Regions from separate parts of the Homo sapiens genome. Here all the other regions are linked to region 4. Evidence: chromatin contacts called from ENCODE Hi-C or POLR2A ChIA-PET data. All regions are on one chromosome and are shown on one strand. The core of a region is the stretch at or near the end of the contact, and the rest is flanking DNA. Distances in the headings are between cores, read along the strand shown.

Region 1 (2,700 bases), core at 91-2,590, 650 kb after region 4:
TTCCAGTCACTCTCAAAGGGTCTCTATTTCTAAATTCTTGTAATATTTTATGCTATCCTCTATAGACTGACATAATCTACTTGCTTACATGTTCCTTTTTTCTGGAAGGCCTTCTGTCATTCCATAAACTGGTACAAATATCTTGTCTGGGTGCATTTCTTTCTTCTTGAACCTTCCGCACCGTAACATCCTTTACATTTTATTGTCATTTAACCTTTTGATCTTTGAGATAGACAAGGGAAGGGACCGTGTCTTGAGCACATATTTCTTTATTCTTAGCATCTAATACATTACATAAAATGTTAAAGCCACTGAAATGTTTTTATTTAATTAATCGTTTATTTACTTAATTTAGTATTATTTCTTGAATGCTGACTGACTGAATGAATGATTGAAAAATGAAGAAAAGCCAGGTATGGTGGCACTCATCTATACTTCCAGCTACTCAGAAGGCTGAGACAAGAGGATAGCTTGTAGTCAGGAGCAGGAGGCTACAATGAGCTCCGATGGAGCCTATTAATAGCCACTGCACTCCAGCTTGGGTAACATAGCAAGGCCCTGTCTCTAAAAAGATAAACAAATAAAAATTTAGAAAATAAATAAAGAAGATTAAGAGAGTGTAGAGTTGTCATTCAGCCTGCTTTAAAGTTTCCAGACTAGCTTTGGAATTTAGAGGAAAGAAATGAAAACCTCTGGATGGCTTATTGATTCTCTGCAACAGTTTGGTGGTGAATCCAAGATTTTTATTGCCATTTAGTGGATAAGAACACTGAGGTCAACATCATACTGTGGGTCAGTAGAAGAGATGACATTTCAACTTGCATCTCTCTGGCTTGAGCCCCTGTTCTTTCCTCTCATGAGACCTCATTGCCTCCCTTCTGGTGAGTGAAGGAGTATGATACCCTTTCTACTTGTGTAGTTCTTTAGGGTGTCCCAGGCATGTCACAGCCAGAACCTCACTGGTGCTGGCATGGCAGCTATCACTGGGAGGATGCACTGAGCCCCTGCTTTGTGACAGAGCCAGCTGCCCAAGGCACAGCCAACAGCTTCTAATCAAAGGGAATTCTGAAGAAAAAAAAAAACCTTCAGCAATCTTCTGGGGATTCTTCCTATCAAAGTCCCTGGCAATAAATAATACATGAAAAGAGATCCGCTCATGCGAAGGTGGACTTCAAAGCGGGTGGGGTAACAGTGCTCAAACCCACCACTTGGCGTCTGTGCTGTCTGCTCATTCCAGAAGTTAATTCACAGAGAATAGCATGAGGGAATGCCTGCCTCCCTGCAGCTGATTCATGGGAACTCCGAGCCTGCATTAACAGGAGGGAAGGGCAGCTTGCTAGTCTTTCAAGAGCATTTTCCCAGCCCCAAGCCTTAGAGCTAGGCCTTGGACTGCTGCTGTGACATGTGTTCTGAGCTAGTCCCAAACAAGCACAAACACAATAGCCTCCACTGATCAATGCAGCAGGGCTGAAGGATGGAATCCAAAGCATGAACCCTGAGAACAGAAAGTCCCAGCACTCGCTCTGTGCAAGTTGCCATGAACTCCAGCCATGCATCCTGTGGCCAAGGATGGGTGGCCCCCGAGCAGGAAACTCTTTGGCAGCCTCCACTGCGTGCTTTGCCTGCTGACAAGAGCACACCCTGGCCTTGGTTATTGCCCTTATAAAACAGCTCAAGGAGGATGTGAGCCAAACGTTTTAAATGTGCCTGGAAGAAAAATGTTAACTATGAATCCACGCGGTAGAACAGTACAGTACAACTGCAACAACACGCAGCACTGCTCTCAGAGAAGGGGCCAAGGAGGAAACTGCAACTGTTGCCCAGGTTTCCTGTGGCTTTTCCTTTTCCTCTCTCTGGGGCCAGGGCTGCTCTGAAACCCACTTTGCAACAGAATCTGAGAAATGGGTGCTTTTGTGGCTGTAATTAGAGTCATAGAATTTACAGAATTTTCCCTATTAGGGGAGACTTTAATCCTCCAGTTTGCATGTAAATAGAGACAGAAATTGAAGCTTATAGAGGTCATCATCAAGGTCTATCCTTTCTTACTGAAATTCATTTTGCCTGTTTCCAATCCACATTTTGCAAAAGAAAGTTAATGCATGTAGGATGTCTTTCATAATCGGTACCTATTATCTATCAGGTAATGTCTTAGGTATTTTTCCCATAGCTTATTGAATCTCCAGTACAGCCTTAGAAAGAAATATTATTACCTATATATTAAACAGAAAGAAATAAAAATTGTAGGTGTGTATGTTCCAATACCGGCAAGTACTGGAACAAGCATTAGATCCCTAGTGTCCCTGACCCCAGAACCTCTGTTCTTTTCATTGTGCTAAAATGCCACTCAAGTGTCATTTAAGAGACACATAAGTGTCACTTACACATAAGTGTCTCATATCTCTGGGCTACTGATATCCATTTTTTCTCTAATAACTCTAATAAAGATATTCAATGGAGGTAATCAGAATGATCTTTGAGTACTTCCATCAGGATAAAACCTATTTTGTCCTACCTCATGTTGAAATACCAGAAGCACCGTAGGAAAAAGGACAAGAATGCCCACCAGTGGCATTAACATTTTTTTTTTTTACACTTCAGCCAATAAAATAGAGCAAAACTTAGAAAACTAAAGCAAGAATCCTGCTTTATTTGATAATTGATTGTATAGTGTAAAACTAAGAAAAAATAGCTGTAAAAACT
Region 2 (2,700 bases), core at 79-2,578, 570 kb after region 4:
GATTGCACAGCAAATTAGAGGTAAAGCTGGACCTGGGTTCCCTGACTCATCTTTCCGTGTTCTTTCAAATAAATTACAGTATATAATAGAAGATCATGTGAAGGAAGATTCTTCCTGCTTCTGACTCAGAGAGACAGGAAGTATCATTTCCTTCTGGGTTCTTCCACTGGAAGCACATTGCATTTCCTTCTATAGCAAACACTTTCACTAGTTTTAAAGGCATTCTTTTTTGATAAAAAAACCTCTTAATCCAGCACTTATGTAAAACTGCTTTCTTTAATTCTTCCAGTAACCCAGTAGGTTATTAGTAATCCCATTTTGCAGATGAGGAAACGGAGTCTCTGAAAGCTGAAATGACTGACCCAAGGTCACATCTAGGAGGCAGCAAAGGTGGAGCCCACCTTCGAAGGCATTGTGCCACTATGTCTTTCCACCACACCGAAACCGTATATGCTACTTTCTCTTTTACCCTCTGGCAGAATTTAGATGTCTGCATTAGAAAGGAGCTAATTAAAGAAAGCAGCTGAAACAGTGAAATCCATCTTTATGAATCAACCTAATAAGTAGAATTAAAATCGCAAATTAGACTTAGAGGATAACCTGATTTTTAAATTTTGTTACAAGATTGCAAAAAAAAAAAAAAAAAGATAATGTTTTCCATTTACACAATGACTTTTATCCAAAGCAGTTTCACAGATGTGATAGAGATGAATCATAGGTAGGATTTATGAGTGAGTCTAACATTTAGCAATGTGAGATGCCCTAGTAGAGACAGTGTCTGTGTAATAACAGGAGCACTGAAATCAGAACTGCTTTTATCAGAGATGCTTGGCAGATTAGATTCATTATTATTGTAAATATAAGAAAGTATAAAAAAATGAATAAAACTCGCCCAAGCCTAGATAGCTAGAAGCAATTATTCATGTTATTGTTGTATGTTTCTTCCTTCTCCCTGAACACTGCCTTTTAAAAACTTTGGCTGGGATTAGACTGTATGTGAATTTGCACTTGATGTTATTAGTATTACTTACTATGATATATAACATGCTTCAGAAAGATAATATTTAATGGATGAATCACATTCCATTACTGAAAATAAAAAATATATATTAAAGAAACACCCCCAAATGGGAGAAAAACAATGACAAAAACCAAATGCAGAAAAAAAAATAGTGAGGTGAGTTGCAGGCTTTAAAGCAAAAGATAAAGTCTTTACGAGAGAAGACAGAATAGACTCTTGTTTCAATGATACTCTGGCCTCCCTAGTTCTTGTTAACATTCCTGAGGCAACATTTTGGTTGACTCTTTCAAACTGGCTGTGTGTGCTTGTGCAGGGATTGGCCAGCCTTTTCTGTAAAGTGCCAGAGAGTGAATCATTTCGGTTTGAGGCAATACAGGCTGTGTAGCAACTACCCAACTTTGCCATTGTAGCCTGAAAGCGGCTATAGACAGTATATCAACCAGTGAGTATGGCTGTGTTCCTACAAAACTTTATTGACAAAAACAGACAGTGGATGGAATTTGGCTCTCCCAGGGGTATTCGTATATCAGTCTTTGCCTGGGCCTGGCTCTATGCTAAACTGTGTATAGATACAGAAAAGAAGGAAGTGTTTTGTCTCTGCCCTCAAGTAACTGGGAGAGATGAGAGAAGGCATCATTGCAATGTAGCATATGAAAAGCAATAAATAAGATGCACACCAAGTGCTGTGAGATCAAAGAGAAGGAAGCAAGCCGATCTCCTCTGGGCAATAAGGAAGTCCTCACAAATGAAGGGATCTAGCCTGAGTTGCAGAAACTGAGTAGGCATTTATCTACATGCGCCTGTTCAGTTGACTGTGTATTGGATTTCTTCTCCTATAAGGTTTGGGGGTGCCTCCATGAAAATTCCCAAGTCCTGGGCTTCGCCCAGACCAGTAAAATTTCCTAAGAAACTGGTGGGCACTTTCCAGAGCAAACTTTACTAAACCATTGCCCTGGATGATTTTTTATCCTTGTTTGATCAAGGTATGAAAACAGCAAAGCCGGTGCGTCTTTGAAGTCCTTCTGTGTTGTGTTTATTTGGTGTGTGTATACATGTTATACAAGGTACTAAGGATGAAATCACAGGGTGTTGTTACAAATTCCACCCCCAGCTATGGGGCAACTGCATTGTGGCATCCAGTCAATGCCATAATGAGTGCCTACTGTGTGCAAAAGGTGGTTTTCTGTCCAAAATAATGATCGATCCTCCGTTTCCAACACCACCCCACCAGCAGCAGCAGGACAATTGTCAAAGGGACAAAGGGTCCCGAAATGTTTGCTTCAGAGGGAGCAAAGAGAATGAGGAAGTGGAAAGAAGAGGTATTTGTTTTGGGGTGTGTTAACTGTTTCTCTTTTAGCAGGAATTTAGCTGAGGTGAGGGTTAATGATTCCATTTCTATTCTTGTTAAGAGTAACCAAGCTCTCCAGAGATTCTTGAAACAACTGTGCTATCTAAATACACAGTATTTTTCACATACTTTCACGTTAATCCCCCAGCTCTGTCTAAATCAGCTGCTAAGAAAAACTTAAAACAATTCCAACAGATTTCCTTTAGAGAGTGGTAAGGGAAAGAATTGAAGTTGGGAAAATGTGGCAGAATGCTAGAAATTTATCTACTTAGGTGTTGGATCCAGAAAATTAAAAAAAATTAAATATCATTAAAAGGTGATTAAAATTTAA
Region 3 (2,700 bases), core at 191-2,690, 540 kb after region 4:
CTGAAGTATGAGAAGGACGGCACTCATACTGCAGCCTCTTCTCTTCTCCATGGTCTTGAAGGCTCACCTGGAGTACCAGAACAGGCTTGCAAATCACTGCTAGTCTGTAACCTCTTTGCCCTGCAGCCAGGTTACTTTTCAGGGTTGCAAACCTTCAATGAATTTTTAATTTTATTTAATTCTAGTTAATTTAAATAGCCTCATGTGGGTAGTAGCTACCATATTGACCAGTGCAGGTCTGGAGTCCCACGTCCTTAGCCTGACAATAAGACCTTTCCTAGCCTGGGCATTACTTCTCATCCAGTCTAGAGTTTTCTAATCATGCTGCATTCACCTGCATCTGCTTTCAGTTTCTTGATCCAGCTGAGATACTTTGTCTTTCCATGCTTTTGTGCAGCCATGGGACCAGGACAAGACAAAAGTGGCACCTGAGGCATACAATGTAATGATGTGCTCCCTCTCAGGGTGGTGCACTGTAAAGTCTAGAAAGCTTTTCAATGCTTTCCCTTCTCCATTAGTCCCTGCTCACCTTTCAAGTACCAGCTCAAATGCCTCCTCCATCAGGAAGCCTTCCCCTAGCACCTTCAGGCAGAACTAAGATGCCCTTCCTTCAATGTCACCACTCTTTTTACAAAGTTTCCTTTACCTGTTTCACCATCCTCCTACACCAGGTCAGTGCTTTAAGACCAGGAGCCATCTGTCATTTATTTCTATATCCTCAATACTGTCTTGGCTAGAAAAGGTGCTCATTTGGCACCTTTGAAAATGATTGAATTGAGTTTTTGAATTCATCTGGCCTGGCCCACAATGACAGCCCCACATTTCTCAAATGTGTTTTAATCTGGGGTTAAAGTCAGGACATATGATGTCAGCCAACAGAAGGGAGGGGAGAAGTTATCATTTTCATGACGTTAAGTCTAACTTCTAAGTCCAGCTAGACTTTTCCCATGAAAGGTGCCCTGACCACCACCACATATTCCTCCACCTTCTACCCTCTGCCCCCATCCCTCCTCTTCCCCACCCACAATATGGTCTTGCTCTGTTGGGCTTCGCCAGAGTTTGGAGTCTGTTTCATCACCACCCATCCACTCCTACCTCCAGGAGATAATTGGTTGCTGCTGGTCTTGGCAGCAACCTTGAGGCTACACTTGTATTTCTATCAGCACTAATTAGTGACTAAATAAACAGCAAGAGAGCCTCAGGATAGGCCCACATGCAGGACTTTCAGACTGGGTGGAAAATGTCAAGACATAATGAAACTCCTTCTCTGAATCACATCTGGAGAATGAAAAGCTGGGGAAAGCCAAATCCTGAAACACATGAGAAAAATAGGAGAAGGGAGTACAGTTCTCCTTGGAGTTTCTTGCGTCTTTGTAACATGCTCAGGAGGAGGAAAATTCACATGGCTGGGGAGAGCCAGGAGGCTGCCTTGCCAAACATCTCCTTGCTCTGAGTTTTGCTGTGTGGGAGGTGCTGCGTGAACCTGTCATGTTGATGAAAGTTTCATGTCTGTGGAATGTTCGGAAGAGGTAAAAGCATTGAAGATTGCTCTAAAATGTGTAACACCTAATATGGGACAGGAAGTCACAGCTGTGTGGGCTGCATGGGGTCAGGGCTCATCTCAAACACACTCACTCATAATCAGAGGAGCTGCATCCCAGAGAAGGGAGGTGACTTTGCTGAGTGCATGGAAAGCTTTTGGAGCAAGAAAGTCTAGGTCTCGAATCCAGGCTCCCTGACTCCCAGGCCAGAGCAATTTCTGCTGTAGCTCAACAATAGAGGGAATAAGGTTTGGGAAACAGACGCTGACATTTTTTCCTTAATAATGTCCCATTCCACCCTTCAAAATGCCCCCAGCAGAGAGGATGGAGGACTGAGAAGCTGGCTCTCGGCTCTGGGGCTGTCACATCTCAGTAGGGGTAGACTGACAAGCTCAGAAGTAGGGGCAGATGACCTTGCATTAAGTCAGGTTCTTTAACTTGTTTGCTTGTGACTGTGGACACATCCTTTAGCTTTCTGGGCTTCACTTTCTTATCTGTGAAATGGGCCTTGTAAACCTGAACTCTTAGGTCATTTGTGGAAATTAAATGAGATAATGGATAGAAAGTAGCTAATTTAACAGCTCTATTTATGAGAGCAGCTATCCTGTGCCAACTTTGAAGCTACAGAGCTGCCAGCCTGGTGCCCAGGAGGCTGTGAACATCTATCATGGCTGGCTGGTAGGGGCAAGTTGGGGTAGAGATGCCAGTGAAAGTGGCCCCATTGGCTGCAGACACTAAATCCAAGGAGTTGCCCTCACTCCCCATGCACCCAGCAGCAGCCCCATTGCAGGCTGGGCTGAGTTCTGTCTGACTCTGCAGCAAACACCCTTCCCCTCTTCACTTCCCAAGACATCTGGAGCAGCTGACTCAAGCACCAATGAGATAATGTTTTTATTTGTTCTGTTTGTTTTTTGTTTATAAACCTGGGCTCCTGGGAGAAGCCAGATTCAAAAGTAGGTCTGAGATGTGAAGGTCAGCCTTGAGACTGACCACAGGGCCGAGGCCCAGCTGGGGAAAACACCAGGCCACCACACCTAATGGCCAGGCCAACTGCCTGTTGTTGCACTGTTACAGTTCTTCTCCTAGGTGCCCAGCCCTGGGCAGGAGGTGGGGGAGGCAGAGGCACAGCCTTCTAGGACCCAGTCTTGGAGACCCTCCA
Region 4 (2,700 bases), core at 123-2,622:
GGAACCCAGGGCGCCAGCGCTGCAATCTCGGCCCACTCCCGGGTCGAAGAAGAGGTGATGCGTCTGTATTGCGGGTGTTATGTCCTGTCTGCCCAATTGCGTGTGAGCGAGCGCCGCGGCTGGTCCCTCCCCCTCCAGGTCCCGTGGACGTCCCCGGAATTGGCACACCGAGGCTCTCTCGGTGCGCTCTCGCCACGGGGCCGCCTACGCGCTAAACTCACTCTGGCCCAGCCAGTGTCTGGGGACGCGGCCACCTCCCGCCCGGTGGCCCGAGAGCGCCCGCCCTACCGACAGCGCGCCCGGGGACTGGTGAAGACCCGGCTTGCGCCCCAGGCGGCTCCGCAGTGCTCGCACCACGGGCATACACAGCTGAGCCAAGGACACGGAAGCTATCCCGGGAAGGTTGCGGAGTCCGCGCGGTGGCCGCTCCTTACCCTCGTTCAGTGGCTCTTGGTGACCCCAAGGCTCCGCCCGCCCCCACCACACCCACGAAAACCCACCGGGCGTTCCCGGCGGCCCGGAGCGATACTCACGTTATTCGGGGCACCTGCTTGACGCAGTGTCTTCTCCCTTCCCGCCGGGCCAGACGCGAACGTGGAGAAAGATGGGAGCAGCGCGTCGCTGACAGCCATGTCAGACTCGCCAGGTGGCTGCCTGCGAGCAAGGCAGGGAGCGGAGACAGGAGAGTCAGGGGCGGCTTTCGGCCGTCGTTCCGGCGCGTCCCACCGGTCCTCACCCCTCCCTGCTCCCAGCGCCGCGCGCCTCACCTACCTCATTAATGTGGGGGCCCAGAAGGTCCTCGGCAGCCCGAAGCAGCTGGGGCACCTGAACCCCAAAGTCAACGAAGAGAAGAAACGAAGCCAAAACCCAAAACCCCAAATTGGCCGAGATCCTTCTTCTTTGGATTAAATATAACTTGGAAGCGTCTTTTTTAAAAAGTTCCTTTGTATACAAAAGTTCTTAGAAAAGTTGTAAACGCAAAAATAGACAATCAGCAAGGCGAGTAAGTAGGTCCGGTGGCCGGGCTGCGCTCTCTTCCACTCAGCAGCGTCCCCCACCACTGTCGCGGTCGCCTCGAGTGCTGCCGTGGGCGCAGGGGCTGTGGCCGGGGCGGTGGGCGGGCGGTGCCGCCAGGTGAGACTGGCTGCCGTGGCGCGGAGCTGCGAACTGGTCGGCGGCGCAAGGCGCGGACTCCGGTGAGTTGTGTGGAGCGCGCGCGGCCATGGGCGCGGGCCACGGGCGGGTGGGAGGGTGGGGGGCCAGAGGGGCGGGGGAGGGTCACTCGGCGGCTCCCGGTGCCGCCGCCGCCCGCCACCGCCTCTGCTCCCCGCGCGCCCGCAGACACGTTCGTTCTCTCTGGTCGGGAAACTGCCGGCCGCCGGCGCGCGTTCCTTACTTATAACTTCCTTCGCTACAGCCTTTTCCTCCGCCTTCTCCCATGCCCCGCCCCTCCCTTTCTTCTCTCCGCCCCCCCCGAGGCTCCCTTCCATCGTTGCTATGGCAGCTAAATCAACAAACTCGGCGCACGTGGGGGCGGGGGAGGGGAAGGAGGGGCGCGGGCGGGGCTGGGCCGGGCCGTGACGCCAGCCAGGCAGCTGGCGGGCTGGAGCCGAGCTGACGCCGGCGGCAGTGGTGTCGGCGGCGGCGGCGGCGTCCGCCCCAGCGCGGGGCGCGAGGAACCGGGCGCAGGTTCGGTCGCTGCGCGACCAGGGCCGTACTCACCGCCATTGTCGGCTCCCTGGGTTCGAAGCCCGCGAAGACTGGTGGGGTCAGCGGGCGGCACGGTCACGCGTCCGCACCCCTGCTAGCATACGCGCTTGCCGCGCTGTCTGCGCGCTGGAGAAGAGCGCGATTATCCGCGTGACTCATCCAGCCCTCCATCTCCCCCTCCCTCTCTGCGCTCGCAGGAGTCCGCTCTCGTCGCTCAGCGCCAGTGCCGGTGGCGGTGCCGGCGCTCGGCCTGACCTCGCACGGTTCCTCGCGGGCCCTTCTGCTGAGGGGTGGGGGGCGCTAGGGGTGTGGAGAGGAGGCAGTGCCCAGCACTGTGCAGCGTGAACTGGGAGCCTCAAGAGAAGGCCAGAGGAGTGTTCCGCCGGGAACAGGCGGAAAGAGGCACGAATGGGGAGTTATGGTTTTGATACTTTAAATAGCGAGAAAGGGAGTGAAAGGGCTCAAGATTTACTCAGAGGCATAAGGGAGAGAAGAGGGACTGTGAGGCGCGGAGACAGTTTTCAACCAGCCATCTCGAAGCCCTTTCCTTTTTTTTTCTTTCTTTTTTTTTTTTTTGTGAGACAGAGTCTCGCTGTGTCGCCCAAGCTGGAATGCAGTGGCACGATCTCAGCTCAGTGCAACCTCCGCCTCCTGCGTCCAAGCGATTCTCCTGCGTCAGCCTCCCGAGTAGCGGGGATTACAGGCGTGCGCCACGACGCCGGCTAATTTTTGTATTTTTCGTGGAGACGGGGTTTCACCATGTTGGCCAGGCAGGTCTCGAACACCTGACCTCAAGTGATCAGCCTGCCTCGGCCTCCCGAAGTGCTGGGATTACAGGCGTGAGCCACTGCCTGTAATATTTGATGACTAAATTGCACTGTAGAATAATAATAATAATAGAAGACACCCATTAAAGAAGAATTAAACACTCACTGATGACTTTTCAAGCCACGCACTCTCCTTTCCACTTTATGGATGAGAAATTGAGTC
Region 5 (2,700 bases), core at 53-2,552, 950 kb after region 4:
AGCTAAAAAGTGACAAAGCCAGGGTGGGAATCCATTTTGGTAGACAGAATAATGGGCTCCCAAAGATACCTATGACTGAGTCCCCAGAATCTATGAATATGTTATCTTTTATGGCAAGAGTAACTTTGCTGATGTGACTAAATTATGGATCCTGAGATGGGAAGAGTACCTTGGATTATTTAGGTGGATCCAATGTAATCACAAGGGTCCTTATAAGAGAAACAAGAAAGTCAGAGTCAGTAATATGAGAAGTGATGTCAGAAGCAAGAAGTTGAGTGATAGAAGCAAGGGTACCTGAGTCAAGGAATGAATGCAGATGGTCTCTAGAAGCCGAAAAGGCAAGAGAGATTGATTCTGCCATGAAGCCAATAGAAGGAATGCAGCCCTGACAACATCATGATTTGAAACTTCTCACCTCCAGAGCCGTGAGAGAATAATTGTGTGTTGTGTTGTTTTGAGCCACTAAGTTTGTGATAATTTGTTACAGGAGCCACAGGAAATTAATAGACGCAAGCAGCCTAACCCCAGAGCCTTTATTCCTAATTATTCAATTATATTATCTTTCCAGTGTTAGATGTTAATATTTCTAGAAAATACTCCATAAAAGGAGTTTCACATTGGTTTCAAGGTCTCTCTTGTTTAGCCCCATAGTGGCTGGTGTATGTAGGAATTTATTACTATATTACATTGCTTGTGATGTACACAGATCTGATATTCATCTCATACACGCTAGTGAGACAGTAGCCATTGTTAAAATGTTGAACCTTTTTTTCAGTTGATAAATTGTCCCATAGATCCTTTCTGCTATTCTGGACACCTTGGTCCCTTCCTTGGGACCCCCCAGAACTTCCCATAGTCAAGCTCCTAAAGGGTTAAAGCTGTACAGGGAAAGGGTCCTCCCCAACTCAGCCCCAACTCCAAAGCCTGAGTCCACGCTAATGGTCAGTGGCCACGCCAAAGCAGATATTTAATATTTTGAACAAAACCCTAGGATACATACATGCTGACTGATAATTCAGGATGCCCTAGAATTTTTACTTATGACTAGAGTTTAACAATATTTTTATTATCAATGAAAGGAAATAAGCCTTTTTAGCAAAATAACTTTCTACAGAGCGCAACAGTTAAACTCTCAGAAGCCCAGATCTTGGCCTCTAAACTCCCCACTTGAATCATGATGTCCTCAACTGAAAAGCGGCCACTCCCAACAAGCCATATCAGTGAATTCCTCAAAGGTTTGACTTCATTATGTGTCTCTTTTTCAAGTGAAACTATGTGGGCATCACACCCCTTATTTTGTCTTCTTAACTAGGACAAGAGAACTTTAAAATCAGATAAGTACACTGTGTATAAAGTATTATGAAATGTCATTAACAACTTTTTCCTCTGACATCTCTGGCTTCATTGAAAAGGAATTTCACGTCCACTCATGCCTCATATTCTTAGTCTCCCTGAATAATATAACTGGGTGAATCACTGTTTTCCTCAGAAGATGCATGCCGGGCTATAGCCTGAAACTCTGTTCAACTGATGATAATCCTAAGCTGTGAAAAGAATCCTTTCAGGAAAAACTATTAAGGGATTATGTCACTATCCCTTACTCTCTGAAATATGTTATGGTGTGCTGGTAAATAGGATGGAGTACCAGGCTTTGGAGTTATACCAACTTCAGACCATCCCTTGCTTCCCTACTACCAACAGTGTGACCTTCACAAGTTAGCTGACTTCTAAAATCTGTTACTAGAAAATGAAGTAATCATTTTCTTCTTGCACTTTGGTCAAGAGAACTAAATGAAATAATGTATTAACATGCCTACCATAACACAAGTGACCTACAGGCTATCAATCCGTTAGTTCACTTCCCAGGGTGTTCATGTGAGACATAAGTGAGAGGCCTAGGTGCTAGCCCAGTACTTTCCAAATTGCTAAATGATGTTTTTAAACGATAAAGTATCAAACCCATCTCTCCTTGATAACTAAGCTTGCTTTGCTTTATAGTACCAAGCAAAAGGAGGAAAACCCATGCATAGGACAAAGGACTTGTAAAAATGTTTTTTGAACCCAAACTAAGTGCAAGCATGTTTTGCTTGTAAGAAGAGGAGAACTATGCAATGGAGAACTCCAGGCAGAGATCAAGTCAAGTATAATTAAAATCTCCCAAAAGCTGCATACAGTGGTCATCCTGAAGGTGGAGACCACCATCCTTCTTTGCCTACTAATCAACCTTCTGCTTTTCCATCAACGATTTTTTCTATTTTCCATAAATTCTAGAAAAGGAATTCAGAGGCCCAAAGTTGCCACTTTTGCCACTTCCAAGTAAGACTTTTAGAAGGGTGATCATAGCTCTGGGATTCTGTTTCTTTCTTTCTCCAGGCACACTACAGGGATAAGATGAAAGAACAGCCGCTTTGCAAAAAGATGGGGAACTGGAACAAGCCATGACCCCCAAAATAGACATGAAGATACAGAGACTGTATTTTTCTACCCAATAGCCCAAAGGAGAAACTCTTCAATTAATAACACTTTTGATACAAAGCCAGACTGCCCAAGATGACTGCCTAAAAATACACAAAAATCTAGGAAAAACAAGCTCTCCATCCTGGAGGGAATGTCAATGGAAAATAGTTGCTAGGCTTTTCCAGTTACCAGTAATAAAAGAAAAATAGGCTCCCCATTATGAATCCAGTGCTGGAGGGCTCG

Evidence for each region. A loop is a pair of places that touch in the nucleus more often than their neighbours do. ChIA-PET counts read pairs that join two places held with the same protein, here RNA polymerase II (POLR2A). Pooled maps may share reads with other maps.
Region 1: a loop to region 4 is called in a map of ovary, with 13 times the contacts of the local background. The contact joins the enhancer-like site here to the promoter of KLF4 in region 4. A Hi-C loop is called at or near these places in 29 of 168 maps with a recorded cell type or tissue (PC-3, Right ventricle myocardium inferior, aorta and 15 more) and 26 of 50 pooled maps. POLR2A ChIA-PET finds 5 or more read pairs at or near these places in 3 of 52 experiments (Caco-2, HCT116 and HepG2).
Region 2: a map of mammary epithelial cell shows a loop between it and region 4 (12-fold over the local background). The contact joins the enhancer-like site here to the promoter of KLF4 in region 4. A Hi-C loop is called at or near these places in 25 of 168 maps with a recorded cell type or tissue (CD14-positive monocyte, Calu3, HCT116 and 19 more) and 26 of 50 pooled maps. POLR2A ChIA-PET finds 5 or more read pairs at or near these places in 3 of 52 experiments (A549, MCF 10A and RWPE1).
Region 3: a pooled map shows a loop between it and region 4 (2.3-fold over the local background). The contact joins the enhancer-like site here to the promoter of KLF4 in region 4. A Hi-C loop is called at or near these places in 6 of 168 maps with a recorded cell type or tissue (IMR-90, MCF 10A, PC-3 and 3 more) and 4 of 50 pooled maps. POLR2A ChIA-PET finds 5 or more read pairs at or near these places in 1 of 52 experiments (MCF 10A).
Region 5: a map of PC-9 shows a loop between it and region 4 (18-fold over the local background). The contact joins the enhancer-like site here to the promoter of KLF4 in region 4. A Hi-C loop is called at or near these places in 17 of 168 maps with a recorded cell type or tissue (GM12878, HCT116, IMR-90 and 13 more) and 20 of 50 pooled maps. POLR2A ChIA-PET finds 5 or more read pairs at or near these places in 4 of 52 experiments (AG04450, BJ, HepG2 and 1 more).

The regions. Positions count from the first base shown.
Region 1 is chr9:108,141,336-108,144,035 of GRCh38, forward strand. All of the region lies in intron 4 of LOC105376214 (a long non-coding RNA gene), which reads right to left. Among named protein-coding and RNA genes, the nearest start is that of KLF4, 650 kb to the left of the region's middle. Within about 2 kb of position 1,341, at least 20 of the 41 ENCODE cell types and tissues checked have a DNase peak (open chromatin) inside an H3K27ac peak, as active enhancers do; they include ascending aorta, endothelial cell of umbilical vein, gastrocnemius medialis and 6 more, where a contact is called at or near this core.
Region 2 is chr9:108,056,208-108,058,907 of GRCh38, forward strand. All of the region lies in intron 4 of LOC105376214 (a long non-coding RNA gene), which reads right to left. Among named protein-coding and RNA genes, the nearest start is that of KLF4, 570 kb to the left of the region's middle. Within about 2 kb of position 1,329, at least 13 of the 41 ENCODE cell types and tissues checked have a DNase peak (open chromatin) inside an H3K27ac peak, as active enhancers do; they include CD14-positive monocyte, HCT116, PC-3 and 8 more, where a contact is called at or near this core.
Region 3 is chr9:108,033,276-108,035,975 of GRCh38, forward strand. No RefSeq gene overlaps it. Among named protein-coding and RNA genes, the nearest start is that of KLF4, 540 kb to the left of the region's middle. Within about 2 kb of position 1,441, at least 7 of the 41 ENCODE cell types and tissues checked have a DNase peak (open chromatin) inside an H3K27ac peak, as active enhancers do; they include IMR-90, where a contact is called at or near this core.
Region 4 is chr9:107,488,397-107,491,096 of GRCh38, forward strand. KLF4 (KLF transcription factor 4) reads right to left here and starts at 1,373. Exons shown (of 5, transcript NM_004235.6): 1 at 772-1,373; 2 at 534-654. The coding sequence starts at 776. RefSeq lists silencers at 185-234, 886-1,085, 1,445-1,654.
Region 5 is chr9:108,438,774-108,441,473 of GRCh38, forward strand. All of the region lies in intron 1 of LOC105376214 (a long non-coding RNA gene), which reads right to left. Among named protein-coding and RNA genes, the nearest start is that of ACTL7B, 420 kb to the right of the region's middle. Within about 2 kb of position 1,303, at least 4 of the 41 ENCODE cell types and tissues checked have a DNase peak (open chromatin) inside an H3K27ac peak, as active enhancers do; they include PC-9 and ascending aorta, where a contact is called at or near this core.